Linked DNA regions of Homo sapiens: all the other regions are linked to region 3. A link is a loop called in an ENCODE intact Hi-C map of the cell type or tissue named here. Cell type or tissue: PC-9. All regions are shown on one strand.

What was found. Peaks named below come from ENCODE experiments on the same cell type or tissue, not always from the same donor. Only the 100,000 strongest peaks of a DNase experiment are listed, where the experiment ranks them.
Region 1: it touches region 3 in a loop (6-fold over the local background); 3 of 110 quality-filtered maps call a loop at or near these places.
Region 2: a loop joins it to region 3, with 8 times the contacts of the local background. A loop is called at or near these places in 92 of 110 quality-filtered maps.

What each region holds. Positions count from the first base shown.
Region 1 is chr21:41,118,897-41,126,896 of GRCh38, reverse strand. No RefSeq gene overlaps it. Among named protein-coding and RNA genes, the nearest start is that of LINC00323, 25 kb to the left of the region's middle. In PC-9, a CTCF peak has its summit at 4,903 (motif pointing left); DNase peaks (open chromatin) are centred at 4,876 and 6,796; H3K27me3 peaks cover 258 bases.
Region 2 is chr21:41,782,874-41,790,873 of GRCh38, reverse strand. No RefSeq gene overlaps it. Among named protein-coding and RNA genes, the nearest start is that of RIPK4, 20 kb to the right of the region's middle. In PC-9, no CTCF peak of the experiment used is centred here; DNase peaks (open chromatin) are centred at 4,133, 6,783 and 7,213; H3K4me3 peaks cover 1,393 bases; H3K27ac peaks cover 5,221 bases.
Region 3 is chr21:41,609,752-41,617,751 of GRCh38, reverse strand. No RefSeq gene overlaps it. Among named protein-coding and RNA genes, the nearest start is that of PCSEAT, 33 kb to the right of the region's middle. RefSeq lists enhancers at 4,484-5,147, 6,989-7,283. In PC-9, CTCF peaks have their summits at 4,766 (motif pointing right), 4,966 (motif pointing left), 6,994 and 7,199 (motif pointing left); DNase peaks (open chromatin) are centred at 2,031, 4,711 and 5,381; H3K4me3 peaks cover 371 bases; H3K27ac peaks cover 3,422 bases.

The sequences.
Region 1 (8,000 bases), 490 kb after region 3:
AACCCTTTAAGCAAAAAAGCAGTTGATCTCATAGAAGTAAAAAGTAGGACAGAGGATGCTAGAGGCTGAGAAGGGTAGGGGGAAGGGAGGGGGAGGGAGAGATTTGTGGAAGGTTACAAAATTACAGCTAGAGGAGAGGAATACTTTCTAGTATTCTACAGGACTGTAGGATGACTCTAGTTCACAATAATACAGTTTCAAATAGCTAGAAGGAAGACATTGAATGTTCCCAACACAAATAAATGATACATATTTGAGATGATGGTTACGCTAATTACCCTGATCTGATCACTGTACCTTTTACATACTGAAATATCATGCCGGGTGTGGTGGCTCACGCCTGTAATCCCAGCACTTTGGGAGGCCAAGGCAGGCAGATCACTTGAGGTCAGGAGTTCAAGACCAGCCTGGCCAATGTGGTGAAACCCTGTCTCTACTAAAAATACAAAAATTAGCCGGGCATGGTGGTGGGTGCCTGTAATCTCAGCTACTCAGGAGGCTGAGGCAGGAGAATCACTTGAACCTGGGAGGCGGAGACTGCAGTGAGACAAGATCGCGTCACTACACTCCAGCCTGGGCGACAGAGTGAGATTCTGTCTCAAAAAAAAAACCCAAAAAACCAGAAACATCACTATGTACCCCCATGAACATGTACAGTTATTATTTGTCAATTAAAAAAAATAAAAGGTTAAAAAAAAAAGCTGAATATCATAACCAAAAAAAAAAAAAAAGGCGAGGAAGGGATCTGGAGTGTCAATATTAGTTGGGCACAGGGTCTGGAAGGAGCCGTCTCATTCTCTTGACACACGGTGAAGGGGTGGAGGTATTTATGAGCTCATTACGTTGACAGGAGAGTCAGGTCTTTCCTCATGTCTGCTAAGATAATTCTTCTCCAACATCTGTCTTTCAAATATTAGCTCCATTCCGTGGAGTCAGAAAGTCAGAGATTTTTTTTTTTGAGACGGAGTTTTGCTCTTCTTACCCAGGCTGGAGTGCAATGGCGTGATCTCGGCTTACTGCAACCTCCGCCTCCTGGGTTCAAGCAATTCTCCTGCCTTAGCCTTCTGAGTAGCTGGGATTACAGGCATGCACCACCACACCTGGCTAATTTTGTATTTTTGTAGAGACGGGGTTTCTCCATGTTAGTCAGGCTGGTCTCAAACTCTCGACCTCAGGTGATCAGTCCGCCTCGGCCTCCCAAAGTGCTGGGATTACAGGTGTGAGCCACCACGCCTGGCCGAAAGTCAGAGATCTTTAAAGCAGAAATTCTAGAGTAATTAACTCTGTTAATTGTAATGGAAACCATTGTCCAATGCATTCTATATGATAGACGCCTCTGCTGACGTTGCTTTACTGTAGCCCAGCTTGGCCCGCGTGCTCAACTGGCCACTGAATGCAGGTAAGTCCTTGCAGTAATCCTTCTGGGGAATAAACTGCTTGCCTGCTTTAGTTCCCAATTTTCCCTCCTTGGAAATAAAACTCAGCTCTGTGAATATGAAAATAACTATTTTATTCCTATCACTGAGCCTCTGCCCCCTCCAAAACTCCTCGTTTGGAATCTGTGCTTTTGTAAGGAGCCAAAATACTGAACCCAGCAAGTGAATACAAGAAAAGATGCCTTAGGGCTCTTTTCAGCCTCACCTCTCTGTGCCAGGGCTAGCTGGTGGTTTATTGCTAAGAGCCGCTCCCTCACAATTCCCTGGGAAGGCTTGTCCATTGCTCTCAAGCTGCAGCTCTGCGAGGTCACTCACCGGTGGCCACTGGCCGGTGTGAACTGTTCTGCTCACAACTGGCAGCCGCCCCATCATGAGGCTTCCTTTCGGCCTCAGCCTCTGGGCTAGAAATTAGTTGCCTTTGTCCGCAGTTACTCTGTTCCCCAGCCTCGCTGTGATTATAAATAGCCCTATCCATTCCAGGACAAGTGATTCAGGACTCACACACAGGTTGCCATTTGATCGTAATTATATAATCACATCTGTGAGCACTGCATGGGTTTTAAAATGAAGTGGTAAGTATTGGCTTACTGACTCTAGAGGGTGGTACCTTGGCAGAGGCAGTTGTGTTTCTCCTCATCCTCAAGAAATTGGCGTCGCGAACCAAATGTTCCGTGGTTATGGAATGTTCTATATAAGATTCAAACTGCTGCTTGGAAAAGCTAGGGAAGACCTTCTGGCATGCTGCAAGTTGATCTTTTCTGGCGTAACTGAAAATAGGAGAGAAAGAAGGGAGAGTGTGGAGTTTTTCTTGGTTAAGTCACACAGACAAAATTAGTGCTAGAAGAAGCACTAGCTTTAGAAAACGTGTCATGTGCTTGGATTGTGGATGGCAATTTTAGTACTCCTGTGTGCTCAACTTTTAAATGTCTCTCTAAAAATTTTATTAAGGGCATCCTTGTGGGGGCACATATCAATTTAGTGCTTGCTCTAGCAACCAGATGCCGGGCAGGTTCTAAGACCTATTTCTGACTAGAGTGAAAAGCAAACAGAACTATTTCTAAGATAACATCTTTGCTTGATTTATGCTAATTTCTTGTTAACATTTAAAATCAGTTCCTTGCTTTAATTTAGTATTAAAATTCAGGTACCCTGCCCCCTCCAAGGGGTAAAAAGATAAGTGGGAAAGAGCTTATTTGGACACCCAATGGGGGCTTATCCCCAGATTTAATGTAAAAATATGATTGATAATACATGTGCTCTTTAAAAGTTTTACATTCTAAATCGGAAAAAAAGCAGGAGACTTGCTGTAGACGGTTGGCTGGATTGTATTTTGCCTTCATCCATTTCGACCTCTGCCTCCACTCTGGGTTTAGAGAATGCTCCTGGCTACAAGCTCTCAGCTTTTTCACGTAGCCTGTGACCTCCCAGGGAGACACTGACCCCTAGTCCATCCATTTGCACATTTATTCAGCAAAAATTGAGCATCTGAGGCTGTGTTCTAGACACTGAACAAAATGCCCTGCCCTTATAGAGCTTACCTTCTTGCAGTTCTGTTTTTGTAAATCTACGGAGCCAGCAGAGAGTTGTTCTCAAGCAGGTTCAGTGACTCTTCATCAGGGCCAGAATCCTTCCTGCCACATCTGATCGGGGTTTTGTGTCCCTGTGTCCTTCTGATGCAGAGGACACTGTCATTGTCACTGCCATTAGGAACCCCATGCACCTGTCCACCTGCCCCACACAGAGGCTGGCTTAGCTGCACTCGTCACTCCCTGCATCACAGCTATGCACACGTTTGCAAGTCCCCATTCTTATTTTTGTTTATTCGTTCATTAATTTGTCATTTCTTTTTGCCCTCATCTCCCACTCCCATTCTCCCCTTTTCCGTTGGCAATCAGGTTGATGTGTTTAACGCATATCTCTTAATTTTAAGGTAGTTTTAAAAGAAGGTGTCTCCAGTTTTGTGTGCACTTGTTTAAATTGTTATGTGAAGGATAAAGAGCTTGGGTTCTTGACTCAGCCAGCTTGGGTTCCAGTCCGAGTTCTGCTGTAGTCTGGGTGGCCTTGGCCTTACTACACAATCTCTCTGCATCTTCGTTTCATCATCTGTAAGACGGAGCTGAGACTAGTAACCTACTTGGCTTAACTGTTTCATGGATTAAATTAGTTAATATGGTGAGGTGCTTAGAAGAGGGTCTGGTAGGTGGTCATCCCTCCATAAGGGTTGGCAACTAGTGCTGCTAGTTCATCTTTACATGCAGGTTATCTTCACCTTCCCCACCATATTTTACAGAAAGAGACACTGGCAAGTTTAGCTGATTAACGTTTGTCCTGAAAACCAGTCCCCTAATTTTCTCTCTCCAGCTGACATGCTTCAGGGCAGGGCTGCAGTGGTTAGAAGGAGACAGTGGTCGTGTTGCAGCAGTTAGAACTCAGTGAGGAGAGAGAGGTCAAAGGGTCGGTAAAACAGGGGAAGTTTCATATAAAGAACTACTAACCACAATAAAAGAATAACTACAAGACATAAGGAAATGCAATAGGGTACCCTAGGGCAGTGGTCCCCAACCCCCTGGCCATGGACCAGCATCAGTCTGTGGCCTGTTAGGAACTGGGCTGCACAGCGGCAGGTGAGCTGCAGGTGAGCAAGCGAAGCTTCATCTGTATTCACAGCCGCTCCCCATCATTCGCATTACTGCCAGAGCTCCACTTCCTGTCAGATCAGCGGCATTAAAATCTCACAGGAGTGAGAACCCTATTGTGACCTGGGCATGCGAGGGATCTAGGTTGCACGCTCCTTACGAGAATCTAATGCCTGATGATCTGTTACTGTCTCCCATCTCCCCCAGATGGGACCATCTACTTGCAGGAAAACAAGCTCAGGGCTCCCACTGGTTCTATATGATGGTGAGTTGTATAACTATTTCATTTTATATTACAACGTATATTACAATTACAATAAATATTTCATTATATATTACAATGTATTTTTATTTAATAAAAATAAAGTGCACAATAAACGTAAGGTGCTTGAACCATCCTGAAACCATCTCCCCAACCCTGGGTCTGTGGAAAAATTGCCTTCCACAAAATTGGTCCTTGGTGCCAAAAAGGCTGGGGACCACTGTCCTAGGGCTCAGGGAGATGCCCAAGGAAGGAGGGGCTGGGAATGTCTCCAGACCTTCTGGAGAGGGTGTGGTCAGCCAGGGGAGGCAGGAGGTGCCCCGGCTTGGCCACGACAAGGCGGGTCTGGAGCCACCGGGGCACCTTCATGAGCACAGGCCCTGCGGTGTTGGGGGGCTTGTGGCCCTGCAGAGCACAGGGGGCTGCGCAGGTGCTTGGTTTCCCTGTCGAGAGGGCTGAGGCCAGGATGTCACCAGGCTGAGATATCAGAGCCACTGTGGTCCTCACACCTATGTCCGGCTGGAAGTAACAGACGGCCTTGTTCTCCTGCGTGTCCCTCCAGCGCCCTCTACTGGGAAAGCTTCGCCTCGCACTTTGAAGGAGAGAAATACTGAGAACAATTCCGTGGCTTATCACAGAGCATGTTCAGAAGGATGTGGGCATTGCTGAGAGGCAGTACATGGAGACTGACACTCAAGTCCACTGCACACTCCGCCTCGTTACAGAAAGCATTGCCAAGGAAGTCACTGAAGAAATCACCCGTCTGGGCCTGGCGCGGTGGCTCACTCCTACAATCCTAGCACTTTGGGAGGCCGAGGAGGGTGGATCATGAGGTCAAGAGATCGAGACCATCCTGGCCAACATGGTGAAACCCCGTCTCTACTAAAAATACAAAAATTAGCTGGGGGTGGTGGCGCATGCCTGTAGTCCCAGCTACTTGGGAGGCTGAGGCAGGAGAATCGCTTGAACCCAGGAAGCAGAGGTTGCAGTGAGGTGAGATTGCACCACTGCACTCCAGCTTGGCGACAGAGTGAGACTGCCTCAAAGAAAGGAAAAAAAAAAGAAAGAAAGAAATCAAGAAATCATCCATCTGCTTTGGATACGCGGCCCTTCAGGAAAATTCCTTAACTGTTCAATATTCACTGAGTGCCTACTGAGTGCATTGTTCCATGTGCTGGGGGGTAAGTGATAAAGGTGGGCAGGCTCCTTTGAAGCTCCTTGAGCTCATGAGGCTCATATTCTGGGGGGAGAAGTTAGATAAATAACCAAATATACAAGAAAATATCAGGAAATGATCAGGACACTGTATTGCATATAACAGAATGCGGGTGGTGCGGGGGAGGGGGGTAGAGATCCTGGGCCGGCCATGAGGTGCCCTCTGAGGGGCGACCTTGAAGCTGAAGCTGAGCCTCAGGAAGGGACTGGCTGTGTGAAGACCTGAAGGAGGGTCTTTGCAAGAGCAGGAGCTTGGCATGAAATTCTCAAATGCATCCCTACAATTCCAAAGATTTTAAATCTATCAACTCTTCCTACCTTACAGATAAGAAAATTATGTGTATGAGTTGATAATTGAATCCGTTATAGATACATCCAATATATTTATATTTTATTGTGATATGCATTTTTTTAAAACTTAGTGAACTGGGTTGCTCTATTTCCTTATGGATTCTTAGATTTTCTGGGTGAAAATTCGTTTGTGCCTCAAGTGCCAGGCCTGCTCATCTTTCAAAGTTCCAGAGCAAGAAGTGGAGCACACCCTTTAGTCCACATCCCTTCTCCCCGCATGCTCCTCAGAGATCATTTAGTTTCTTTTTTTTTTTTTGAGACAGGGTCTCGCCCTATTGCCCAGGCTGGAGTGCAGTGGTGTGATCATAGCTCACTGCAGCCTCAACTTCCTGGGCTCAGGTGATTCTCCCACCTCAGCCTCCCGAGTAGCTGGGACTACAGGCATGCACCACCATGCCCGGCTAATTTTTATATTTTTTTAGTAGAGACGGGGTTTCGCCATGTTGCCCAGGTTGGTTTGGAACTCCTGGGCTTAAGTGATCCTCCTGCCTCGGCCTCCCAAAGTGCTGGGATTACAGGAGTGAGGCACTGCACCCAGCCCTTCACTGAGTTTCTCTATCACCTTCATTTTCTGCCTTCCTGTGGGGACCTCAGTCCTGGAGGTAACCCATGTCCTTTTGCTCCACTGCCAAAAGTCTCTATTAAGGTACATTTGTCCTAAGAAAAGCCCCATGATTTAAAGCTCTGTCTCTTCTTCCCTATCAAGTCTCTAATCAATTACCACTTCTCAGACAGCCATCACAGGGAAAGCTGGAGCTGATGGGCTGTTCTGCACTCACCTATTAGTGGAGAACAGACTTTCATGTGTTATTTAATTCCCAGAGTATCAGGAAACAAAAGGTAATTTTTGTTTGTTTGTTTTTACTATGATGCTCTTGGCATTAGCCACAGGCAGATGGAATGGAGATGTGTGAGTCAGTGCCGGGGACTTACTCTTCCATGAATGCTCAAGGATGGTATGAAATAGGGCAGAACAATCCCATTTTTTTCTTCTTATGTATGTGTGATCAAATTATCTCATTTTATTTATTTTTTTGTTTTCTTTGGACTTTCTTGTTGACACAAAAATAAATAGGAATGGATAAAGGCATAAACAAATGTATTATATGCAATGGAATATTATTCAGCCATGAAAAGGAAGACTTCCTGACACAGGGCATAACATGGATGAACCTTGAAGACAGTATGCTCTGTGAAGTGTGCCAGAAGGGAAAGGACAAATGCTGAATGAGTCCACTTCTATGAGGTCCCTAGAATAGTCTGATTCATAAAGACAAAAAGTAGAATGGTGGCTTCCAGAGGCTGCGGAGGAGGAACATGGGGAGTTAGTGTTTAATGAAGACAGAGTACAGTTTGGGAAGATGCAAAGTTCTGGAGGTGAAAGGTGATGATGGTTGATACAACAAAGTGAATGAACTCAATGCCAATGAACTGTGCACTTAAAAATGGTTAAGATGGTAAATTTTATGTTATGTATATTTTACCACGGCCATAAAGATAAGATAGGAAGGACGTGTCCTGAGGCTTTGAGGTCTGGATGCCAGCTTCATTAGAAAGAAGAAGGCAGGAGGAACATGCATATATATCCTCTAAGGCTGACACTTCATTAGTGTGACCTCAAGGCTCTCTGGGGGCACCGTTTCTATCTGGGTGACTTCTGGCCAGTGCTGTTTTGTTTTCTAACATGGTCTGAGCATGGAGTGACTTCTCTGCTGGGAAAAGGCTGTGGCTTTGAAAATCCTCCCAGCCAGAAGTTTTGCAGAGCTGAGGAGCTAGGCACTAGAAAGGGAAGGAACTACAGGCGGAAATAAATGCTGCAGGATCCTCACACCTGTCACGTGGTTTATTGTTGTTGAGAAACAACAATAAACAAACCCCACCCCAGTGAGTGGAGCATGCATGGGTTACTTCCCTCATTATTCGAGCATCTGAAGAACCTTTTGCAAACACAGATGGCCATTTCTGACAGGTTGGAGCTCTCACTGAATGTGCCTCTCTACTCAGATTTGGCTAAGTCCCGAGCACATTGCAACACGCCTCCCCTCAAAAGCCTCCCCTGGCTTTCCACCATTTCCCAGAATGTAGGTAAGGAGAGGGCTA
Region 2 (8,000 bases), 170 kb before region 3:
TCCCCATCCCTCCCCAATTCTCTAGTCTCCCCATCCCTCCCCATTCCCTCCCCTCCCCCATCCCTCCCCCATTCCCTAGCCTCCCTGATCCCTCCCCATTCCCTAGCCTCCCCCATCCCTCCCCGATTCCCTACCCTCCCTGATCCCTCCCCCATTCCCTACCCTCCCCCATTCCCTAGCCTCCCTGATCCCTCCCCAATTCCCTACCCTCCCCAATCCCTCCCCCATTCCCTCCCCTCCCCATCCCTCCCCCATTCCCTAGCCTCCCTGATCCCTCCCCATTCCCTACCCTCCCCAATCCCTCCCCCATTCCCTAGCCTCAGGCAATCACCATCTGCTCTCTACCTCTATAATTTTGTCATTTCAAGAATGTTATATAAAATGGAATCATACATTCTATAACTTTAAAAAATATGGTATATTTGTCTATCAAGGTATTATTCTTTACATGTTAACCATGCTTTTTTTTTTTTTTTTTTTTCTGAGACAGTCTCACTCCATTGCCCAAGCTGGAGTGCAGTGGCACAATGCTGGCTCACTGCAACCTCCACCTCCCAGCTTCAAGCGATTCTCCTGCCTCAGCCTCCCGAGTAGCTAGGATTACAAGTGCGTGCCACCACACCGGCTGATTTGTGTATTTTCAGGAGAGACTGGGTCTCACCATGTTGGCTAGCCTGGTCTCGAACTTCTGACCTCAGGTGATCCGTCCACCTTGGCCTCCCAAAACCATGATTTTTTAATGGAAACTTTTATTGAGATAGCAGATCACATAAAACCAACTTTTACTGAGATAGTAGATTCACATACAGTTATCGAAAATCATTCAGAGAGATCTCTTATACTTTGTCTGGTTTCCCCCAGCGGTAACAGTTTGAAAAACTATTGTACTAGATCACAGTTAGATTTGACTTTGATATAATCCACTGGTCTTATTCAGATTTCATTTATACCCTGTGTGTGTGTTTGTGTGTGTATTAGATTCTATACAATGCTGGTGTATCATTGTGTTGGTCTGTTTATCTGCCCCACGTCAAGATACCAAATGTATCACTTTTTGAGATTGGTTTTTCCTTTTTTTCTTTTGTGTTTGTTTTTGAGACAGAGTCTCCCTCTGTCACCCAGGCTGGAGTGCAGTGGCTCAATCTCAGCTCACTGCAACCTCCACCTCCCGGGTTCAAGCGATTCTCCTGCCTCAGCCTCCTGAGTAGCTGGGATTACAGGTGTGCGCCACCATGCCCGTCTAATTTTGTATTTTTTTAGTAGAGACTGGGTTTCACCATGTTGGCCAGGGTGGTCTCAATCTTCTGACCTTGTGATTTTCCACTCAGCATCTCCACCCTGGAGATGCTCCCAAGTTGCTGGGTGTGTCAACAGTTCATTCCTTTTCATTGCTGAGACCATTATGCGGGTACACTATGGTTTATTTAGGCAGTAGCCCATTGAAGGACAATTTTGGGTTGTTTCCAGTTTGCAGCTATTCTGAATCAAAGTTGCTATGAATATTTGTGTGAATATTTTTGTGTACATGAGTTTTCATTTCTCTGGAATAAATGCCCAGGAGTCAGATTACAGAATTGAAGATCAGTGTATAGGTTTCTGGGGAATAATTGTGGAACTGCCTTATAACCAATGTTAAATCATTTAAAATGTGGTTTGTATTTTCCATGTAACTAGTATTGTGTAGTACGGGTTGTACAAATTATTCATGCTGTATTCTAAGAGAAAAATTTAACAATTAAGATCATAATTTGGAGAGATAAGAGAAAGAATTTGCCCAGTTCGGATGAACCATGGGGAGAAAAGGCTCCCAACATCTTTTACTGTTAACCATGTTTTTTCTGGGTCTAGGTGTTGTTGGAAGACATACTTCCTTAGCCATCAAAGCTTTGAAGCTTCAAACCAATAGCTGAAAGTGTTCTATCCAGTTTGAATTATCACTTGAAATTTTCAAGTCTTCATGAGCCTCGAAAATCCTCATCTCCAATGATTCACTCTTATTAATAAGATCACTAATGAATTCTTCAACTTTGTTCATTAAGTTATATTTGTTGTCCCTTTTCAGCAAATGGTAAAACATGATTATTCAAGCCTTTTAATTCTCCATGCTACCTTAATGATTAATGGAATGTAACTGTCCAGTAGAAAATGGTTCTTTATGACAAGTGATCTTTATTATGCTCGATGATTACATAATGGAAATAGCAAATGAAAAAGGCATTTATCTGACATCATTATGTAAATCTCATGTCTAAAATTGTAGTACATTCTGATGCCCCCTGGGTACATGTTGGCATTTAAATATAGAAGCTAGCGGTGTATTACTGTGCCTTATTTGGTTTTAAACAATCATATTCCCTGGACTGTCCCCATACATCCCAACCATTCCTATATAACCTTCTGGTGCCCAGCTTGGGACAGTCTATTAGAGAGGCTTGATAGATAAAATTAAAAAACAGTGGAAACTCCCAGTAAATACCACAGTGAAAAAAATACCCATGTCACATGCTCTAAGTATCTTCGTATCTTAGTCTCCCAAGCTAAGATCTTTTTACTGCAGGTGGTTCTCCACTTGGTAGATTGGACACTGATTTGTTTAGTGTCCAGAGCTTTAGAAACAGAGCTAAAATGTGTTCCTAGATTTTCAGTTACTATATGGGTCTTGAAAGCATCAGTAAAAATATAAAATTGAAAAGAATTCTATTCAAATATCCAGCTCATCAATTTAGGATAAGAGGAATAGCCCGATGTGCTATACTCAGTCATTCTACTAACATCGGCTCAGTCACCCCCTGAAATAATTGTTATCTCATTATTAGATGATTTAGGTTTCTCAATAAAAAGAATTCATTGTCAGTAAAACTGAATCATTCATTACTATTAGTTTTTTGAGGGAGAGTCTGACTTATGTCACTCAGACTGGAGTGCAGTGGTGCGATCACGGCTCACTGCAGCCTCAACTTCCTGGGTTTGGGTGATTCTCTTACCTCAGATTCCCGAGTAGCTGGGACTACAGGTGTGCACCACCATGCCCAGGTAATTTCTTTTTTTGGTATATCTTTGTTGAGACAGGGTTTCACCATGTTGCCCAGACTGGTCTCTAACCCCAGGACTCAAGCGATCTGCCCGCTTCAGCCTCCCAAAACGCTGAGATGACAGGCATACACCACCACACCTGGCCTCAGTAAAATATCATTACAAAATATTGTCTGAATGAATCTTTAATTTGATGTTTGTGGAACTGGGGTTCTTTTCTTTGTTTTTGGATCACTGTCAGTACTTTGGGAGAAATTGGGAATTGTGAGAGGCTGCTAGGCCCTTACTCAGGCCGAATAATTCTTTTAAGGAGAAGAACAATGAGAACGTGGATGGCGCACACTAGGCGGAAATGCATGGGCCCTAATGAAGAGCATCCCTCCAAGATTCAGTGGAACATTCCCAAAACAACCAGCAAGCAAATGTGTCACCAAACAGTGCAGAGACTTTTGTTTTTAAAACCAGGGACCTATTTGTGTGTGTGTGTGTGTGTGTGTGTGTGTGTGTGTGTGTGTGTGTGTTTCAAGATGGAGTTTTGCTCTTTTTGCCCAGGCTGGAGTGCAATGGTGCGATCTCGGCTCACTGCAACCTCCACCTCCCGGGTTCAAGTGACTCTCCTGCCTTAGCCTCCCGGATAGCTGCGATTACAGGTGCCCACCACCACGCCCAGCTAATTTTGTATTTTTAGTAGAGATGGGGTTTCTCCATGTTGGTCAGGCTGGTCTCGAACTCCCGACCTCAGGTGATCCAGCCGCCTTGGCCTCCCAAAGTGCTGGGATTACAGGCATGAGCCACTGCGCCCAGCTCATTTTTTTTTTTTTTTAATTTAAAAGGTAACAGCAAAACGCTCAATCGCTTTCCTGGCTCCTGACTGCTGTTTGCGATGTTTGCTGTCACGGCTGCAAACACAGCTGCCCGGGGAACTTTGTCCCACTCTGGATGTAATTAGCCACCCCCAACCCACACCTGCCTTCAGGTGGCGTCAAAGCTGAAATATTTTAACTGGTTATTCACCAGCCAGAGTCAGACTTCTGACTCGACGAGGCTTAACCTCAGCTTTGGTTTTCCGTGCAAATTGCTGTGAGAACTTCTGATGGGTGGACAAGTGGCTCCAGGCTCCAGTGACTCACAGCTGAGCCGAGCGTCCTTTTCCTCAACTCGGGACCAAATCAAGTTTTATAGCCCCCGGCAGCAACTTGACAACCATTGTTTCAAGCCAAGAGCAAGAACATGGCTAAACTACCCCAGACATGATTTATTTTCTTATTAATGAAACAAGTTGGAGAGATTTCCCAACTTCACGCAATCATCCAACAGCATTCCTGTCCACAAACTTCCTTGTGTTGGATTCTTTAGGATATTTCCTCCCGTTCTGTTCTTCTAAAGATCAAGTAGAGGTAATGATAGCCTTATGTCTAATAACCTTTCACTTCTTCAATCCACAGACTAACTCCTCATCCAGCCCTGCGTCGTTAACCGTTTTCTCCAGGCAATTTCTCCCCTCTTTGACTTTCCTACGAACCTTCAAGGACTTCAAGAATTGGTTGGAAGCCTTAACAGCTTTAAGTACTATTTGACATATTCTCCTTGAAGAGTCTCTGAAATTTACCATTTCTTTTTCTTTTCTTTTCTTTCTTTCTTTTTTTTTTTTTTTTTTTTTTTTTTTTTGAGACAGGATTTCCCTCTGTGGCCCAGACTGGAGTGCAGTGGTGTGATCATGGCTCACTGCAGCCTCGACCTCACGGGTTCGAGCCATCCTCCCACCTCAGCTTCCCAAGTAGCTGAGACTACAGGCATGAACCATCATGCCAGCTAATTTTTTTTTTTTTTTGTAGAGACAGAGTCTCACTATGTTGCCCGGGCTGGTCTTGAATTCTTAGGCTCAAGCAATCCTCCCACCTTGGCCTCCCAAAGTGCTGGGATTATAGGTGTGAGCCACTGCGACTGGCCCCCATTTAACTTCAATTACACCTGACTTTAAGCACATGGAGATTTTCTAGAGTGTATTGAGTGTTGTCTGTCTTTGATGATAAAGTTTGTGGAACATCACTGAGAGTAGGACCTTTTAAAAAGCCTCACTTTCCTGGGAGTGATAAAACAAAGAAGCACCTGAGCTGCTTTCCATGACTTTTTCTTTTCTTTTCTTTTCTTTTTTTTTTTTTTTTGAGATGGAGTCTCTTTTTTTATTTTGAGATGGAGTCTCACACTGTCGCCCAGGCTGGAGTGCAATGGCGCAATCTCGGCTCACTGCAAACTCCACCTTCTGGGTTCAAGCGATTTTCCTGCCTCAGCCTTTCGAGTAGCTGGGACTTGTAGTCTCATGTGCCACCACGCCTGGCTAATTTTTGTGTTTTTTGTAGAGACGGGGTTTCACCATGTTAGCCAGGCTCATCTCAAACTCCTGACCTCAAGTGATCCGCCCACCTCGGGTTCTCAAAGTGCTGGGATTACAGGTGTGAGCCACTGCGCCCAGCCCTAAATGTTAATTTTAAATAATTAGTTAATAATAATGATCCGTTTTGGTTCATCAGCTGTAATGAATGCACCACACCAATACAGATCTGGCGGGGATGCAGGAGCAGAGAGTGTGGGTGAGAATTCTGTGCTTTCTTCTTCTTTTTTTTTTTTTTTTTTTTTTTTGAGGCAGAGTCTCGCTCTGTTGCCCAGGCTGGAGTGCAGTGGTGCGATCTCGGCTCAGTAGGCTTAACTCAGAAATTTGCAGCAAAAAACACAATTACTTTTGCACCAACCTAATACCTAAGATAAATGAAAACATATATCCACAAAAGACTTACACACAATGTTCATAGTAGCTTCAGTTGGCAGAGGCATCCGGCTAGTGGGAATTCTAAGAGGAGAGAAGGGAGACAAAGGCAGAGTGGGACTGTCCAGGAGGCAGGAGGGGAGTCTCCCAGGACAGGAGGCTTTCAGTGCCTACTGCAGATGTAGTGCTGTGGGAATTTCGTTTTTCTTTTCTTTTTTCTCTTGTTTTTTTGTTTGTTTTTGTTTGTGTGTTTTGTTTTTGAGACAGAGTTTCGCTTTTGTTGCCCAGGCGGGAGTGCAATGGCACGATCTCGGCTCACTGCAACCTCCGCCTCCCAGGTTCAAGTGATTCTCCCGCCTCAGCCTCCCGAGTAGCTGGGATTACAGGCGCCCGCCACCAGGTCTGGCTAATTTTTTTGCATTTTTTTTTTTTTTTTTAGTAGAGTTGGGTTTTCACTGTGTTGGCCAGGCTGGTCTCGGACTCCTGACCTCAGGTGATCCACCTGCTTCAGCCTCCGAAAGTGCTGGGATTACAGGCAGGAGCCACCCTGCCCGGCCCCTTTTGTGGTAATTTCTGGACGATCTTCTTGACTCTTTAATGTTTAGTCTTGGCCTTCATGTTTTAATTTCTAAGCGTTCTTTCTGGTTATCTGGTCCTCCTTGTCCCCTACTCACTGTGTTCTAGTTTCATGGGTGACACATCTTCTCTGAAGATTTGAAGCTCTCCCTCTGCCACCAATCTCTGAACTGTCTGTTTCTTTTCTGTTTGTTTCCTACCTCTTGTACTGGAGGTTTCCTCAAATCTCTGCAAGCCTGAAGGTTCTTGGGGTATGGGTAGGGCTTGTGGACCTCTCAGCCTCACTGGTCACTTTCCCAAGGGGCCCCCAAATGCCAGTGTGTAGAACCTGCAGGTCCTCTGCATGAGGGATGGCGTTACATAAGATACATCTGGCTGGCAGTGTTCTGGAAGATAGGGGCAGGACGGGGAGACGTGAGTCATGCTGGAAAGTTCCGCAGGTCTTGGGCTGCCCCTGATGTAGCTGAGTGTGGAGCTTCTCAGGTTCAGTCTCATGTGCATACACACACACACATACTTGTGCATGCACACCTATGACGGTTACTACAGGACTGAACGAAGGGGGATGAACGCAGAAATGAAGACAAAGACAAAAAGATCTGTTTTAAAGAAGGGGTCGGGGGCTCCTTGCTTCTAGTGAGCAAGGGCCCTGAGCCTCTAAAGCCCTTCGTATTTACTAGGCAGAATCAACAGGGAGCAAAAGGTAACGATTGGTCAGCTGCTTGATTTATGACAGGTTCACATAATTGCTTTCTTTATACAACAGGCTTCAGATGTGGCTGTAGATAATCACAAGAAACACTGCGCCTGGGGCGTGACTGCCCTCAGGGTTCCTTCTGGTGGCGGTTTGTCAGTTTGCCAACAACCTGCATTCATGAGAACAGTTTGCTGTTTGCTCATACAGCCTCCAGCGGTGTGCTGAGCTGGTCACGACCCTCGTTCTTTCGGCCTTCAACACACACCCATGAGCGCAGTGCATGCTCACACATGCACACATGTGAACCAGTGCATGTACACACACAGTGTAAAGAAGAGTAAACAGAGGAGGAAAGGCAGTCTAAGGATAACATTTTATTTAAAAAATTAAAATTTTGGCCAGGTGCAGTGGCTCACGCCTGTAATCCCAGCACTTTGGGAGGCCGAGGTGGGCAGATCACCTGAGGTCAGGAGTTCGAGGCCAGCCTGGCCAACATGGTGAAACACCGTCTGTACTAAAAATACAAAACAATTAGCCGGGCGTGGTGGCACATGCCTGTAATCCCAGTTACCAGGGAGGCTGAGGCAGGAGAATTGCTTGAATCCAGGGGGTGGAGGTTGCAATGAGCCAAGATCGCACCACAGCACTGCACTCCAGCCTGGGCAACAGAGTGAGACTCTGTCTCAAAAAAAAAAAAAACAAAAAAAAAAATTTAAAATGTTCACGTACAGTCAGACCTTTGCTCTGGTCCTGCTTCCCACTAGATAGGTCTTAGGCTTGAGCCGCAGTCTTCATGATAAATATTGACTTTTCTTTCAACAAATTAAAAATGAGCATTTAAATAATGCCATACTTTGCTTAAGCTTTAAATTACAAATCAGATGAGCAGTCATAAAGGCATGTTTGAATCTAACGTAAAGGTTACATTAC
Region 3 (8,000 bases):
GGGGGAACCACTCTCCTACAGGGACAGGCGACATATGTAAATTCTGCCTCTCTTCCTAGAAACCACGGCAACTCATTAACAATAAGGCTAGTGAAAAAAAATACAGTGTAGATTTTCTTACTACAAGTTAATTTTTATTATATTTTTGAGTGGACTCATATTCTCGGGATCATCAAAGTAATAGATTAGAGGATAAACTGAGCTCTTTGTTAAAAAAGAGAAATAATAACAACCATCACTCAAAAGAGGGTCATTATTCTCAAAATCAAAAGGACTAAATCTATAAGTAAAATATAGAACACAAATATGGGTATTTTAAAAATGTGAACCCAGCATTGGTGACTCAGTTTTAACAAAATAGCATAATCCATCAAATTAAGCTTACATTGTTAATTTGAAATGTATTGGTGTTGTATTCTAATTTCATTGATAAATCTCTTTGATTTTTATTTACATAAGACCTATCATGGCTGGGTAATGTGCCACACACCTGTGGTCCCAGCTACTCAGGAGGCTGAGATGGGAGGCTTACTTGAGCCCAGGTGATTGAGGTTGTAATGAGCTGTGATCACACCACTGCACTCCAGCCTGGGCAACAAGCAAGACTGTCTCTAAAAAGAAAAGAAAAGAAAAGAAACAACAAAACAACAAAAAACTAAAAGAGCTATCAACGTAATATATTTGTAAGTCCTCTAGTGTTGCCACACATACAAGTAGCAGTAAAATAAAAATACTTTAACAAAAACTTAGGAGTCCACAGGATTTTTTTAAAAAGAGGATCTCTAAATGTAAGCTTGGGAAATGCTGGTTTAAGGCAGACTAAGCTGAAGGTTACACATCTCAGGCTTAGTCTGACTTGGAGAGGTGGGAAGTTTGTTGGAACTGGTGAGAGATCCCAGGAGCTGTGAGAATTCCCGCTCGCAGCTTTGACTGTAGCTCTGAACAACTTACTTCATTCACAGGATGGAGCCCAGGTGTATTAGGCAGTGAGTGGAGGAATCTAGTCTTCAGACGAGGGGCAGACCAGAGCTAGATTAGGGGCTCTTGGAATTATCCTCTTAGACCACTGAAGTGTAGGAAGGGAAGCCAAGGCACGTGGCCAGACCATGGCATTGGAGTGGGAGATGTCAGAGGGGACAGGGCTGTGACTCAGGAGTCATTCAGGCCCCACATCTGACCCCGTGGTCCCAGGAGGTCTGCCTGCTGACTGGGAGACCACTGCCCTGCCCAAGCGCTTTCTACCTTGGTCCTGAGGGCTCTGTCCTGGGGATGCTGCCAGAATCACAGGAGACTCTGTCCCGGAGGGCTGGGAAGGCAGCTGGCAACTGAACAGCCCATTGGCCATCCTGCCTGGCTGGACATGTGGGTTGTCTTTCATTTGTTATGACTAAGAATAGCACATTACCTCTTAAAAACTTTCCAGGCCTAGAAAATCTTCCCCACTCATTGGGGAGCAGGATGCTGGGCTCCTGATTAAATGCTTATCCTGGCACTTGAGCAGATTTGAATCTCTTTTTAAGGAATCTTTGGCCTTTCCCACAGGCAAGCTGCCCACAGCATGGGGAAGAGCGGCCGGTGCTCGCGTGAGGACGTCTCCAGCTCATCTGCTCCTGTATCTGAGAGCTGATGGCTGCTTTTGCATCTGCTTACTGGAACATTTTGCTTCCTTTATAATCAGCAACACAGAATATGGAATTGGCATCATTCTTGGGCTACATGGACTGATTTCTAGTTCCTGCCAAAAATATGTTTGAAACATCACTGAACAGACATTGTCTAAAAGTCTTGCTATCCATTTTTATTTTCCCAGTTTCATGTTGCTTCAAGTTAAAAATCATGAGAAAGCAGCAAACTGATTATTTTAGCTCCCCAAAATAAATTACTTTACTGAGTCATAAGTTAATGCAGTATCCTTGCATTCCATTTAGAGCCAGTATAAGAATGTTCCCCCAGTCTTCTGCCAAACCACACAGAAAGATGGAGTCTCAAATGAAAGTCTACGCAATATGCTTCTTCTGGATTGGCAACAACACAAAAGTGAGACATACACTCCCTTAGGCAGGCAGTGGGGAAACAGATACTTTCACATATTGCTGGCAGAGTACAAATTGGAGGCAAAGTGGCAATTTCCAGCAAAGCTATGAATGCATATCCACCTTTTGACCAGACGCTTATGCTTCTGGGAATCTGCCCTCCAGCTCTGTTTGCACATGTGCAAAATGATATTGTGCATGAGATGATTTCTTGTGGCATTTTAAATAATGGTGAAAGACTGGAAAGAAGCCAAATATTCCTTTTTCTTTTCTTTGAGACAGGGTCTTTCCCTGTTGCCCAGGCTGGAGCTGGAGTGCCATGGCAGGAGTCACAGCTCACTGAAGCCTCGAACTCACTGACTCAAGCAATCTTCTCACCTTAGCCTCCCAAGTAGCTGGGACTACAGGTGCGCACCAACACATTTGGCTAATTAAAAAAAATTCTTTAAAATATCTTTTAAGTACAGTGTCTTGCTATGTTGCCCAGTCTGGTCTCAAACTCCTGGCCTCAAATAATCTTCTGGCTTCAGCCTTCCAAAGTGCTGGGATTACAGATGTGAGCCCCTGGCCAGAAGCCAAATATTCTTAATAGAGGAGTAGCTAAACCTTTACAGAACTCCCCCACTATAAAATACTATTTACCTGTGAAAAATAATAAGGGGGTTCTCTATATGGATGAGCAGAATCATGGCCCCCAAAATGTGCCTGTTCTAATCTCTGGGACTTGTGAATATGTGACCTTATGTGGCAAAAGCCATTCTGTAAAGGTGATTTAGATCCAGATCTGCCTCACTCTGAAACCCCACTCCCCCACTGTGGCCCCGAGCCTGGCTAGAGATGCCGCCTGCTCCCTGTTGGACACGGTGGACCCGCCAGCATCCCCCTTGCCCACCCTGCACTGAGTGCGGGGGAGGAGGCTGCACAGACCACTCTGTGTCTTGCATTCCTGTCACTCCACCGTCACCCACACACGCAGGGCCTGAGGGCTGTTGGAATGCACCTGTTCATAGGCACATGCATTTATTTAACGGCTCTGTGCTAAAGTGTAGATGAGGAGAAGGAGTTTGTGCCAGGGTGTATCAGCTTCCTGCAAACGACCACAAACTCAGCAGCATGAACAGCATATTTAATGCATTGCTGGAGGTCGGGAGTCTGTGACGGGTCTCACTGGGCTAAGACCTAGGGCCGGCTCCTCCTGGAGGATCCAGGGCAGAATCTGTTCCTCGCCTTTCTCAGCTTCCAGGGGCTGTCCTCATTTCTAGGCCCATGGGCCCTTCCTCCCTCTTCAAAGCCAATGACGTTGGATCAGGTCCTCACTGCCACACTTCTGGCTGCTAGTTCCCTTTTAAGAACACTGTGAGGACTCTGGGCCTGCGGGATCCCCCAGGATCTCCTCCTTAGGTTAAGGGTGGTGTTCACCAATCCAGTTCCACCTGCAACCCCAACTCCCCTCTGCATGTGATATGATGCACTCACGGCGAATAGGGCTAGGGTGGAGGCATCTTGGTGGAATGGTGGGGTCTTCACTCTGCCTGCCACACAGGAAACAGGTGGCATCCAGGACATTCCAAGCCCCCACGCTTCCTAGAATAAGACCCAAACTCTACCCAGGGCCATGATGGCACTGCAAGGTTACAGGCCCGATGGCCCCTCTGCCCCAACCTGGGTCCCTGGGGGACTGGAAGGAGCCGAGCTCTTCCCCACTCAGGTCTCCTTTCCGCTGTCCTCTGTGGGGGCTCTGCTGCTCCTCCTCCGGTTTCAGGCCTCGCTCCTCCCACTGTCCCTCTCAGGTGTGCTCCCCGCTGGGGCTTCTCCCGTGGCCTCTGCTCCGTTGCAGTTCCCATCGCCTGGTTTACTGCCCCCTTTCCTGGATTATGTGCTCCCTCCCAGAGGCATCAACCACACCTGCCTGTCTCTCACCATGCTGTGCCAAGCACAGACGTCAGCCTGACCAGCACGGAACAGGCCACCAGACCGTAAAATCCATGGCAACAATCACACCACGCATTTCAATGGCCCATTCGAAATTTCCCCAGTGTAATCAGGCCATCTTGGCATGCGTCTGGCGGCAGAGACCAGGGAGGTTTGCAGCCGACACTCTCCACATATCAAGCTGAAGTGCCCGTGTCTCGGCGCAGGCTCTGTCGTCCGCCCGTCACACCGTGGCTTATCTTTTCGTGTGTCTTCTGGGTTGAGTTCATCAGTGCAGAGGCTAAGACTGGTCTGGTCTCCATGGAGTATCTAACCCTGTGCCTGGTCATAGCAGGGATTCAATAAGGCACGTGTGCGGAATGGATGAATGAGCGGATGAATGAACAGAAGGAGCGAGCTGATTTACAAAGAGTGGTAGGGAGGGGCCAGGGGAGCTTCCATTCTCTGAACTCATGGAAATGCATGAAATTGCCCGGAGCATCCACAGCCAGAAGCTGAAACTGCAACCTCTTCCCATGAGATCTGCGTTTCCTGGGGCCTGTGGCCATCCTGGCCTCCCGTTCACGCACGCTGTAGGAGAGGCAGCCAGGCAGAGCGAGTCCCAGCCCGGTTGCCTGGGCTTGTTCCCAGGCCTAAGGAGCCAGCTTCCCACACTGTGCTCCAGGATCCCATCAGCTGCCGCAGCATCAAAGCCAGGTCCAGCCCCTGCAGCTAAAGTTGCTGGAGGCAGACACACATTCCTGGGTGTTTTGGCAGTAAGACTTCCCGGCAGAGGGCAGGGAAGGAATCTGGGAGGTGCCGCCTTTCTTATGAGGACACATTCTGAACCAAACTACACAGAAGCTGTCCCCCAGGCTGAGGCCCAGCCCTGGTTGGATGGCAGGGGCTGTGGGCACTGTCGGGGTCGGTGGGGCGGGGGGGTGCCCTGTGATGGACTGTGGAGCCACACTGCCCCCTGCCGTTAGTTCTGAGTGACGCTGTTCATTCTTCCCACCCAAATATTCTCCCAAATGTCCGCAGCCCTAGAGAGCTCGACCTCCAATCCTTGCTTTGCTCACACTCAGCCCCTTCAGCACTTCAGGAAGGCAGGGATTTGAACAACTGAACTCAAGGCATTTGGCAGGGGCCAGTTTTGCTAAGAAAAGAAAAGAAAATGCCTCTTTTATTGTTGCAATGCCCCAGACAAAGGCAGAGAACAGTTCATGTCACCCTCAGGAATACCTAAGGATACTGAGCACATGTCTAAATGGGATGAGAGGTGGGCGTCGGGAGTTCTACCGCCTGCCCCCTTTATTCCCTGAGAAGGGGCGTTGCCTTGTCTTCAGGATCTGTGTTTCTGGATGTCCACAGCAGACTGCATGACCTCCTTCTTAGGCAGATGTGGCAGGTGTGGCTACACCAGTCAAGACGGGGGAGAGAGCTCCCTCCTCTGGAAGCTTCAGTTCTGAGCCCAGGTGTTTGTCCTGCACTCAGGATATGCTGGTTTCTAGCAAACAGGAATCACAGAGAGACACTTACCTTCCGGTTGATGTGAGCGGTCATGAGTGCATGTCGGTGCATCTTCACAATGCAGAGAACCAGACCAGTCCACGCATAATATGTGGTGGCAGAGCCCCCACTGCCATGCATAACATGTATGTGGTGGAGCCCCAGCTGCCATGTGTAACTGATGTGATGGAGCCCCAGCTGCTGGGCTGCACCTCACAGTCTTGAGGAACTGGCACTTGTTGCCAAAGCTGGAGAGAAGGTGCCATGCCCAGGGCCTCCATCTTGCCTGTGGCCATTGCACCTTCCGCCTTACACTGAGACTCCCAACCCCCTTTGCACAGGACGCAGAGTGCCTCCAGATGTGATTGAAAAATTAAGGTGATATAAAACACAGTGCAATAAAACACACCGTCGTATACACTTAAGGCACAAGTGGAATCCTGAGGCAGAAGGACACCCATTGAGCACCCTCGAGAGGTCGCTCCTTGGGCTTCAACACCAGCACAGGAGGCTGTTCAGAAGGGGAAGCCCAGAAGGAAAGAAAGGGATGAAGCTGCTGTATCTGAGAGAATGGCATCTAAAAGGTGAGTGAGAATTCTGAGTCTTCTCTTTTTAAACAACTCTCTGGATGTGGTGTGGGCTTCAGTGGTTGCACCTGTTTGCTCAGGAGTATGTTCTGTATGGGAGGTGGAGGCTGTCTGCAGTGGTCAGCTGAGCCTTGGCTACCCACAAACGCTGCAAGGGCGGATTCCCTGGGAGAGGAGGGAAGACATTGTCTTGTAAGTCATGCTTTTGTAATACTCACTAAACAAAGATAATTAGACAAATATAAACAAAAGTAAACAGACAGGCCTCGGAGAAGTTTCTGAGATGTCCCAGCAGACATCCATCCTGGCAAAGCTAACAGGGACTGTCCAGCTCTCACGACCTGGAATTACACTTAAGACCTTTCTTCTTGAGGTGGCTCACCTACAACAACTTACTTTTGTATAATTTATAATTTATTGCATGCACCTTAATTCCCTCCTTAACTCATGAACCCCATTCTCATTTTTTCTCTTTGCTCCTGGCTTACTGCCCCCATCCTGTTATCTCTCCTTTTTTACTTTCTTTTCTTTTTCTTTCTTTTTTTCTTTTTGAGACGGAGTTTCGCTCTTGTTGCCCAGGCTGCAGTGCAATGGCGCGATCTCGGCTCACCGCAACCTCCCCCTCCCGGGTTCAAGTGATTCTTCAGCCTCAGCCTCCCAAGTAGCTGGGATTACAGGCGCACACCAGCACACTCAGCCAATTTTTTTGTATGTTTAATAGAGACCAGGTTTACTTTGTTGGCCAGACTGGTCTCGAACTCCTGACCTCCTGATCCAGCCGCCTCGGCCTCCCAAAGTGCTGGGATTAAAGGCGTGAGCCACCGCGCCCGGCCTCCTTTTTTACTTTCTAATGACCCTTTATATTGCACAAGACTGTTAACATCCTCCCATGAGGAGTTCTCAGCGCATTCCTGTAATTTGGACCATGAAACAGGGAATCAATCCTTTTTAGAAAGCAGAGGATTTAAATCACCTGAAGTCCTTGTGTTCCTTCTACCATTGACAATCGCCTCTAAGAAAGTAACAATCAAACTCCCCAAGCACCCCCCAGACTTTCTCAATACACAACTGTGGCGGTTGGTCTGGACCTTCTATCTGCTAGGGGACCGAGGACCTAGGGGACTGGACACGTAGACGTGTACCACACTGTCCCCTGCTGGCTGAAAGTGCTATGTCTCCCCTTTCTGCTCTCACTGCCCTGCTTCCTAGCAGCCGGCGTTGGCTGGACAGGGCTGTACACCTAAATCTTTAACAGCTCAAGAAAATGTCTTACTCCATAAAAGAAGGTTAGATTGCAATCGCAAGAGGCTCTTCAACTTATTCCCAGGTCTTTAGGGCAGTAAGTGCGATTGCACAGGCAATAAGCAGAGCTTGTTCTAGCATATGAAACACCTGACAAACTGCCTCCTATCGGCAGGCATTTGGGGACCCGTTACTACACCCTCCATGCTGCACGAGGCCAGACAGGGGCCTCAACAGCCTGAAGACAGTCCTTCTCCTTCAATGGCTCGACAGCCTTCCGCCCACCAAGTGCAGCACACAGATCTGCTTCTACCAGTTGCAGGAGACTGGAAGATTAACGAGATTTGTTCCCCAACGGTCGTCAACCCAAAGCTTTTGTGGGCCATGAATGCTGTCGTGTCCTGCGTGAAACTCTTATCCTGTTAGACCCTGCCCAGTGTACTGCATCTGATATGGACCACACCTGTTTCACATGCTGTATCTGAGTGGAGAGAGAAGAGGAATGGGAATTTTGTTTCTTGCCTGCCCCCTCCCTTCCAGGCCATCTTAACTGGAGACACATTAATTAACTGCCTCTCTTAGAGTGGCCCCATTCTAGGCCTGGTACCCAAATGTGAACACCATGAAGAAGCCTCTTTGGGAACGTGCACCTTAAGTCTTCCAGGCCGGGCAAGGTGAAATCTTTCTTCTGTGTGGGGTCCTTGAAGGGTGCCAAGGT